Regions from separate parts of the Homo sapiens genome. Here all the other regions are linked to region 3. Evidence: chromatin loops called from intact Hi-C (ENCODE). Cell type or tissue: gastrocnemius medialis. All regions are shown on one strand. Region 1 has its middle 17 kb from the start of LINC02273. Region 2 overlaps LINC03074 (long intergenic non-protein coding RNA 3074). Region 3 has its middle 62 kb from the start of LINC02273.

Region 1 (2,500 bases), 79 kb before region 3:
AAGGTAGCAATGAGAAGGAGGGATTGAAAAGAAGGGAGAGTCACAGCTGAAAAACAGAATCTGGTGCCTCTGTGCTCCATAATGTCTCACCTTTCCTTTCCAGAAGCCCCCAAGCTCTGGCTTAGCTAAAATTATTTTGATTCATTTGGCCACCCCTCAAGATATTCAGCCAGGACACTTTGATTGGACAAAAGGGAAATGGGTTATTTAAGTGGCCCGAACTTCAGGAACAAGATATGTGTTTATACCTATTCTGTTGCTCCATTTCGGCTCCATCGGATGATAGAGAGGAAAGACTTCCTGGGCTCTCTATAGCAGAAACCTGTTGGCAAGGCAAAGACCACCTGGCCCCTGGCCAAGCCCAGCAGAGATGCTGCTTGAGAGAGACAAGTCAGCGAGTATTTGTGCAGGCTCTGGTACCTGGAACAAAAATATGCCGAGCCGCAAATTATGGCTTTCAGATGTCACCACTGCCATCTGACATTGTGTTTTAGCTGTTCACATCTTCATTACTGTGCCGCAGCCTCCCATTAAGGCTGTTACTGTGTGTAAGACAGATTTATGTTATGTGGGTTTCTGTACACCCTGAGCAACAACACTCACAAGGGTTATCAGGCTGATTGCAAAAGCCCTATGGTGGAGATGCTCTGAGTCTATAGGTTGCTTTGTGGGGGCCCCTGTGTGCGTCTGTGTGTGTCTATGTGTGTGTGTACATCCCTCCTCCATGCCCCATCTTGTAACAGCTGAAAGGAATCAGCCTCCATGCTACAGGAACTTCTTCTTTGTATGGTTTTCTCATCTCCCTTTGCTCCCTTACGGCCCCCCTCCTGGCCCATGTGCCAGATCCTTCCTCCCCCTTCTCTCTTGCTCCTCTTTGAGGTGGTAACAGACCAACACAGCAATGCCCTTGTGACTCCCTTTTCATTTTCTCAGCCTCACTCAGATTAATGGAACAGAAACATGTGCTTGCATCTGATGCCAGTAATCATATCCTGAGTGACCACAGAGAGGGAGATTAAGCAAAGGTACTGGCCCGGTCCCGGGGGATACGGTTACAGGAAGAAAGTGTTTCTTGACAGCAGCCGCTCTGGCTCCCTCTCGCTTGCCCTCCTCCTTTCCTAGCTAGGCTCATTAAGTCCCTTGAATATTTTCCATAAGATTAGTTAAAATCTATCCAGCAACGGTCCAAGTCACTCAAGAACTGGGTTTTGATCTACATTCTGATCTTCACCCATGGATGTGAACAGAACATATTTCCATATTCTTTACTTTGATTTAGTCCCTGTGATTATATATTTTGGATGTGTATTTTTTCAAACAGTGAAAGGTAAACAAGTGTATGGTTATCTAACCTGATGACTTAATTCAGCAAGTATCAACCGTGAGCAAATGACTCCTTTAGTAGGACAACATCCCTGACCCAGAGGCAGGGCAATGAGGCACATACTCAAATACTGCAACATGAGATTCAGTGTGATGAGTGTGCAGGGATAAACTGAGTGAAGCCAGGGAGCACGGAATGGAAAGCACTCCTGGCTGGGGAAACTCTGGGAGGCATCCTGGAAGAAGTGGCATTTGAGATGACCCTAAAGGGAAAGGTAAGATTTTGGTAGACGTAAATAAAAAGAAAGGCATTACCTGAGAAAGGTCCAGCTTGAGTAAAAGCCTGGAGATGGGAAGACAGAGTGTTTCAAGATGAGTGGGAATTTGAGGTAAACTGCAGAAATGTGTACCTAGAGGGAAGGTGATGGAAAGTGGACTGGGAGAGCCTTGAATTATGATGGGTGTAAAGCCAGGCTTAGGACTTATTATCAGCAGTGGGAACCATTGCAGGTTTTAGGGCAGGGAGACAAAATAGTGCCTTCCTGATGGAACTTGAAGAGTGTCCTCAAAGAAGCACAGAATATAGATTGTGGGGAAAGGGGTGTGGGAGGAGGACAGAGTAGAGATGGATCCGTTAGGAGGTTACTGCAATGGTCTGAAAAAGAGTAGAATATAAGCACTTGATGGGAATACAAAGATGGTGATATCGGAGAGATGTGGTAAAGAGAGAACTTGCAATTGGTTGGATCTTGGGGGTAAGGCCATTGGGTAAGCCAGAGATGACGCTAAGATTTGGAGAGTGAACACTGGAGGGTGGCGGGCTCTTGGGAGAGGAGGTTATAAAGGGAGGACAGAACTGGAGCAGAAAATGACCCATTCCGTTTGGGATATTTAGACATTCAGAAGAGGCACCCGAGACCTGATGCCCGACAGGGGTTGGAGCTCAGAGTTGGTGCTGACAAGAGAGGCTGGAAGTGAGGACCATCTGCATGGAGGTGTCAGGTGAGGCCCAGGGTAGGTGAGATAATGAAGGAGGCAGCACAGAGGGAGGGGTGCTAAGCTCAGATCCCTGGGTAGGCACACACATTAAAAAGAGAAAACAACGGGAGTTTCCTGCCACGGAAACCCAGAGAGGGGAGATTTCCTGTGGAATGCTGAACCGGCTGAGGATGAGGGA
Region 2 (2,500 bases), 76 kb after region 3:
CCTCCCTAGTTTAGTTCTGACTTCTTGAAGAAGTGACAAACTATACTTTAATAAGAGGAGAAAATAAAATCTAAATTATACTATATATATGAAGATATGCATAAACAAAAAAGTTAAAAATCAAAAAATAGATCAGCAAAAAATTAATAAGATAAAAATTTCATCTAATCCTATTATTCAGAGACAACCGTTGTTTCCATTTTGATATATACAAATAGTCTTTTCTCAAACAACCATATGTACGTGTTTTTAATAAAATAGGACAATACTATTTATAACTGTCTTTTTATCTCTTCTAAATAATACATTGAAGATATTTTCCATGTCAATCTTTTACATCATTTGAAGTGACTGCATCCAATTCCATTTTGTCAATGTTCATAGTTTATTCAACAACGATCTCATTGTTCTGATTTTCATCTCATTACAGATGCTCTAATGGTCACCTCTATGCCTAATATTTGCACTTGCCAACATAAACAAATAGCTCTAGGTGGAATTACTGTATCAAAGAGCATGCAAAATAGTGGGGACTTCTATACAAATCAACCACGTGGCTGAGATTTGGAATCTGATCTCCTGGAAATATTGAGAGTTTGAGGTAAGGGGAAAGATAAGAAAAGGAGGCTGTTTTGGAAGAATGGGAAGAACATGATTAATGAAGGAGGCCTGAAGGCATTCAGGTAAAGAAATCAGAGATTTGGAAGCTTCACTTATAAACCAAACATCCGGAGGAATGGGGTTCATAGAACACTTCAGAAATCTTAGTCTCCTCCCTGACTCAACTGAAAAACCACCTTTATAGATGGACGACACCTCAGCACTTCCCCATTTATCTCTTGGCATGTTTCCTCAGTGAAACATTTCTCAGATGAAAAACAGATTGCAACATCATGGTCTCAATAGAAAACACAGAGAGAGAGAGCGAGAGATTTTAAAAAGAGAGAGGATTTTAAAAAAAGGAAATTCAAAAGTCAGCATTGTTGATTTCATATAGCATTGCAAATTCCACCCCAACAAATCAAAGCTGCAGTAGGGTGTATACAACCACCATTCTCATGACCTTTGAAATTAGAGATGTGGGATGGCTGTTCTGGCATGTTTGTCTCCTTTGTGACTAGTCCAGTAAGGGTGTTGTCCCAGTTGTCTTAACATCTGATTGAAATAGAACCTTGGAATAAATATAGCAGACTGAGATTCTCCTTTCAGAACAGTTCACAAATACAACTGGGCTGAGGGAGGGACTTTGAGACTGTATCCAATGATGCCATTTTAACCACGGGTTGAGGAAATTAATAATAAAAACTAACATCCTTTGTCTTAGGTGGCCATAGAACATGTCCTCAATTCTGGACCCACATATCGCTTCAAGTCTGAATGACCCTGGAACCCAGAGCAAACATAAGGCACACCCACAAAAGAAGGAAGAGAAGGCAGAAGGAGACTAAGAATAGGAGAAAAGTAAAGAAAAGAGAAGGAGAGAAAAGAAAGAAGTGCAAATGGAAAGAAAGTAGAGAAACTGCTTCACTGCCATCAGTGGCATGAGAATAATGATTTGTTTATCCTGCTCTAAAGAATTCCTGTGCCAGAGGCCTTGAGATATTATAGTCTCTTCTCATCCATAAGAAAAAAAACATTTTCATACAGTTTGCAGTTTGCATAGCACTGGCCCTTAATACACACACACACACACACACATACACACACACACACACAGAGTACTTAAATGGTCTCCCAGAAACAAACAGAGTGAATGTCAAGTCCTTGATGAACTGGTCTGTGATAAGCCAAACATGGAAACGCAGAGGGAATGTACTTCTAGGAAGTCCAATCATTGGTACATTGTGTTGCCTTCAAGGGCGTGGTTCCAACACAACCTGAGTGCAGGATGTTTGATACCCATTCTTTTTGAGTGGGTTCTTTAGCAACAACTTCTCCTAAATGGTAAGCCCTACTTCTCAACACTGTCATCCAGGGTGGAGAGATGCTACAGCTGACAGCAGTGACTGGCAGGAGCCTGGAAAAGTACAATAATATTCTAAGTTGTCTTTAGTCTTATTTTTATTTAGGCTAATTTGCATGAGTGGTTTATGCCAAATGAGGATATTTTTCCTTCTCCTTGGAATAGCTTTATGTGAAAATATCACTCTTTTCAAAGTGCCCAAATATTACTGTGCTGAATAATGAGGCAGATGGAAAATAGGAAGGGTGGAGCAAGTTCAAAATGCTTTATGGTTGGCAGAATAGATGAGCTTTTCAGATTTCCAGCCTCCCTCTACTTTATTCATCTGACAGCACTGTCTGCTCCACCCTGCAAGGATGCAAGGACCAGAGAGGTTCCTGGCTCTCAGCTTCCAGAGGAGCCACATCAACCTCTACAGCCTCCTACACACAACCTATTCAAAGGACATGTGGCAGCTGTCTGTCCCCGGGCTTAGTGTGACGCATTCTAAGGAGTGAACACGCCCAGGGAAAGCTTCCAGGCTGTGGGACATTGCTG
Region 3 (2,500 bases):
GCTGCTGAACCCATTTGAAAAATGGAGATCTGAGAAGCACACAGACTGAACTGTGAGAAGCCCTTGGAAGGAAGGTGTCGGAACAAATGTCAAATGTTTATCTGGACTAAAAGATAAACTGATGTGCACAAGCCCTCAGGCCCTTGCAGGTTTCCTTCTTCATGGGCAAGGCTGTGGTTTCCATAGGTCATTTCCCTGCAGTGGTTATAGCTGCTTTTAGCATAAGCCAAGAATCACCGTCGTTGGAGGTGGAAGGGGGCCTTTGGGGTCACACTGTATAGTCTGACCATCTCACTTTGCAAATGAGGATCTCAAAAGATAAAGTGACATGAGAGATGAAATGACATGGCCTGGTATTCCACGTGCATTTTCTTGGAGGATGTTTATAAAAATCAAACCAGTCGTCAGATTGGAATGTAGGCTACGTAGCAGCAGCCACTAACATCAGCAAACTCGACGACGTTCCAGATACTCGTGAGCTTTCTACGTACATGATCTCATGTAGTCTTCACAATGACCTGACGAGATTGGAACTAATATAGCCTGTATTTTCCTAGATGAGGACATCTAGGCCTGGAGAGATTCAGTGGCCTAACCGAGGTCACACTGCTAGGAAATGAGAGAGCCACGTCTCAACCCAGCCCTGGTACCACATCCCATGGAAACCCTGCTCTGCTGCCTTCTAACAAGACAAGAGTAGGAAAATGGTCAAAGGAACCAGATGTCCCTCATGGGAATATTATTCTACAATTCAAAATCATTATAAAATCCATGTACGAATATGGTAAATGTTTATTACTTAGTGTTTAGTGAAAATGCAATACTCGATGCAAAAATATTCAGAAGAAAAATGAAAGAACACTTAAACACCAACAGTTGCTGACTAGTGTGGAAAGCTCTTTTTTCTTCTGATTTTTCCCTTTTTGAATTTTCTATAATGTGGTATAGGTCTTTTGTAGTGAACAAATAAATGTAATCATTTTTCTTTAAACAACTATCACTGTGCTCACAGAATCGATAAGAAAAAGACTAAAATGAATGGTAATATATTTTCCTTTCCTTGGCAATAAAAACTAATAAGTAATTGATTTGCACCAAGAGATAGAAGATCATTTTACAAAGTCCATACACAACACAAGTCCCTTTTCACGTTTCATCAGATGCAACAGAAACTAAAATTCCAAGAATTTAAGTTTTGAAGCTACCCTATTTTTGTGACTTGCGTAGCCTAGTCTATTAATAAAAGGAGATAACCTTGCTATGTTTACCAGCATAGTGACTAATCATTCTTTCCTTCTGTCTGTAGCTGAGTTCCAGCCAACATTAAGACTCATGGACACATTGGGTTGGAAGGTTGCTTACTGTTCACCTTCCACACACTCAGGCACAGAGAGGTGAAATCACTTGCTCAACGTCTTGTGAGTCTAAATATTTAAATGCTGAAAATAAACTCTCAGCTCCTCAAGGGCAAGACCCATTCTTTATGGTGCCAATCCCAGCACCCAGGGCAGAAGGCTTCCTTTACTAGATGAGTTAAAATCTTAGTGAGGGGCCAGGATGAAAAGTCCAGTTCAATACACAGAGGCGATGGAAGAAGTGGCTCACAGTCACTAAGCACTTCTTAAGTGCCAAGGACTATGCTGAATACCTTACAGGATTCACTTACAGGGGCTATTCACTAAATAATCCTGTGGTAGTGGTAATATTATTTCTGTGCTGAGAAAAATGTGCCAACCTGAGCCCCTTGCCCAAAGCCATAGAGCTAGCTGGTGATGGGGTCAAGATTTTAACCTAAATTTCAGAGCCAGTCCTTTTAGCCCGACTGGGACTCACAGCACCAACTCAAGCCCTTAGGCAGGTTTTCATTCCCAAAGAGTTCAGAAACTTGCCCGAAGGAAGAAGGGGAACTAGACTGAGTGCCAAATGTCTGTAGGCCTGAAACATGACCAACATATTTGTTGCAATTCAGTAAACCTTAAAATGACCACCTCATAAAAACCAATCCGTGCCTCTTCCACTCTTCTCCATACTCAAGCTTGCCTCCAAGTAAAATAAGTTGTATTAGCCTGTGGTCAACTTGCTCTTAGTTACTTAGGGTGGGCACTCATTTTTAATAGAACTTGTGTTCAAATGTAAACATGCTAACTCAGCATTCATTCAATGTACATATCTCAAGTTTCAGGCCTGTGCAAGGCATGAGGTAAGGATGTGGTAGCAAAGTTCTTTTTTAATATAGCATCTGACCTCAAGATTTTTTTTTTTTTTTTTGAAATGGAGTCTCACTCTGTTGTCTAGGCTGGAATGCAGTGGCACAATCTCAGCCTACTACAAACTCCACCTCCCAAGTTCAAGCGATTCTCCTGCCTCAGCCTCCCAAGTAGCTGGGATTACAGGCGTCCACCACCACACCCAGCTAATTTTTGTATTTTTAGTAGAGATGGGGTTTCACCATGTTGGTCAGGCTGGTCTTGAACTCCTGACCTCAGGTGATCCACCTGCC

What was found. A loop is a pair of places that touch in the nucleus more often than their neighbours do. Peaks named below come from ENCODE experiments on the same cell type or tissue, not always from the same donor. Only the 100,000 strongest peaks of a DNase experiment are listed, where the experiment ranks them.
Region 1: a loop joins it to region 3, with 5 times the contacts of the local background. A loop is called at or near these places in 4 of 110 quality-filtered maps.
Region 2: it touches region 3 in a loop (3-fold over the local background); 6 of 110 quality-filtered maps call a loop at or near these places.

The regions. Positions count from the first base shown.
Region 1 is chr4:152,116,192-152,118,691 of GRCh38, reverse strand. No RefSeq gene overlaps it. Among named protein-coding and RNA genes, the nearest start is that of LINC02273, 17 kb to the right of the region's middle. In gastrocnemius medialis, no CTCF peak of the experiment used is centred here; DNase peaks (open chromatin) are centred at 1,051 and 1,451; H3K4me3 peaks cover 250 bases; H3K27ac peaks cover 2,500 bases.
Region 2 is chr4:151,960,972-151,963,471 of GRCh38, reverse strand. All of the region lies in intron 1 of LINC03074 (long intergenic non-protein coding RNA 3074), which reads right to left. Among named protein-coding and RNA genes, the nearest start is that of LINC03074, 6.2 kb to the right of the region's middle. In gastrocnemius medialis, no CTCF peak of the experiment used is centred here; a DNase peak (open chromatin) is centred at 1,085; H3K27ac peaks cover 2,054 bases.
Region 3 is chr4:152,037,277-152,039,776 of GRCh38, reverse strand. No RefSeq gene overlaps it. Among named protein-coding and RNA genes, the nearest start is that of LINC02273, 62 kb to the left of the region's middle. In gastrocnemius medialis, no CTCF peak of the experiment used is centred here; DNase peaks (open chromatin) are centred at 476 and 1,376; H3K27ac peaks cover 2,190 bases.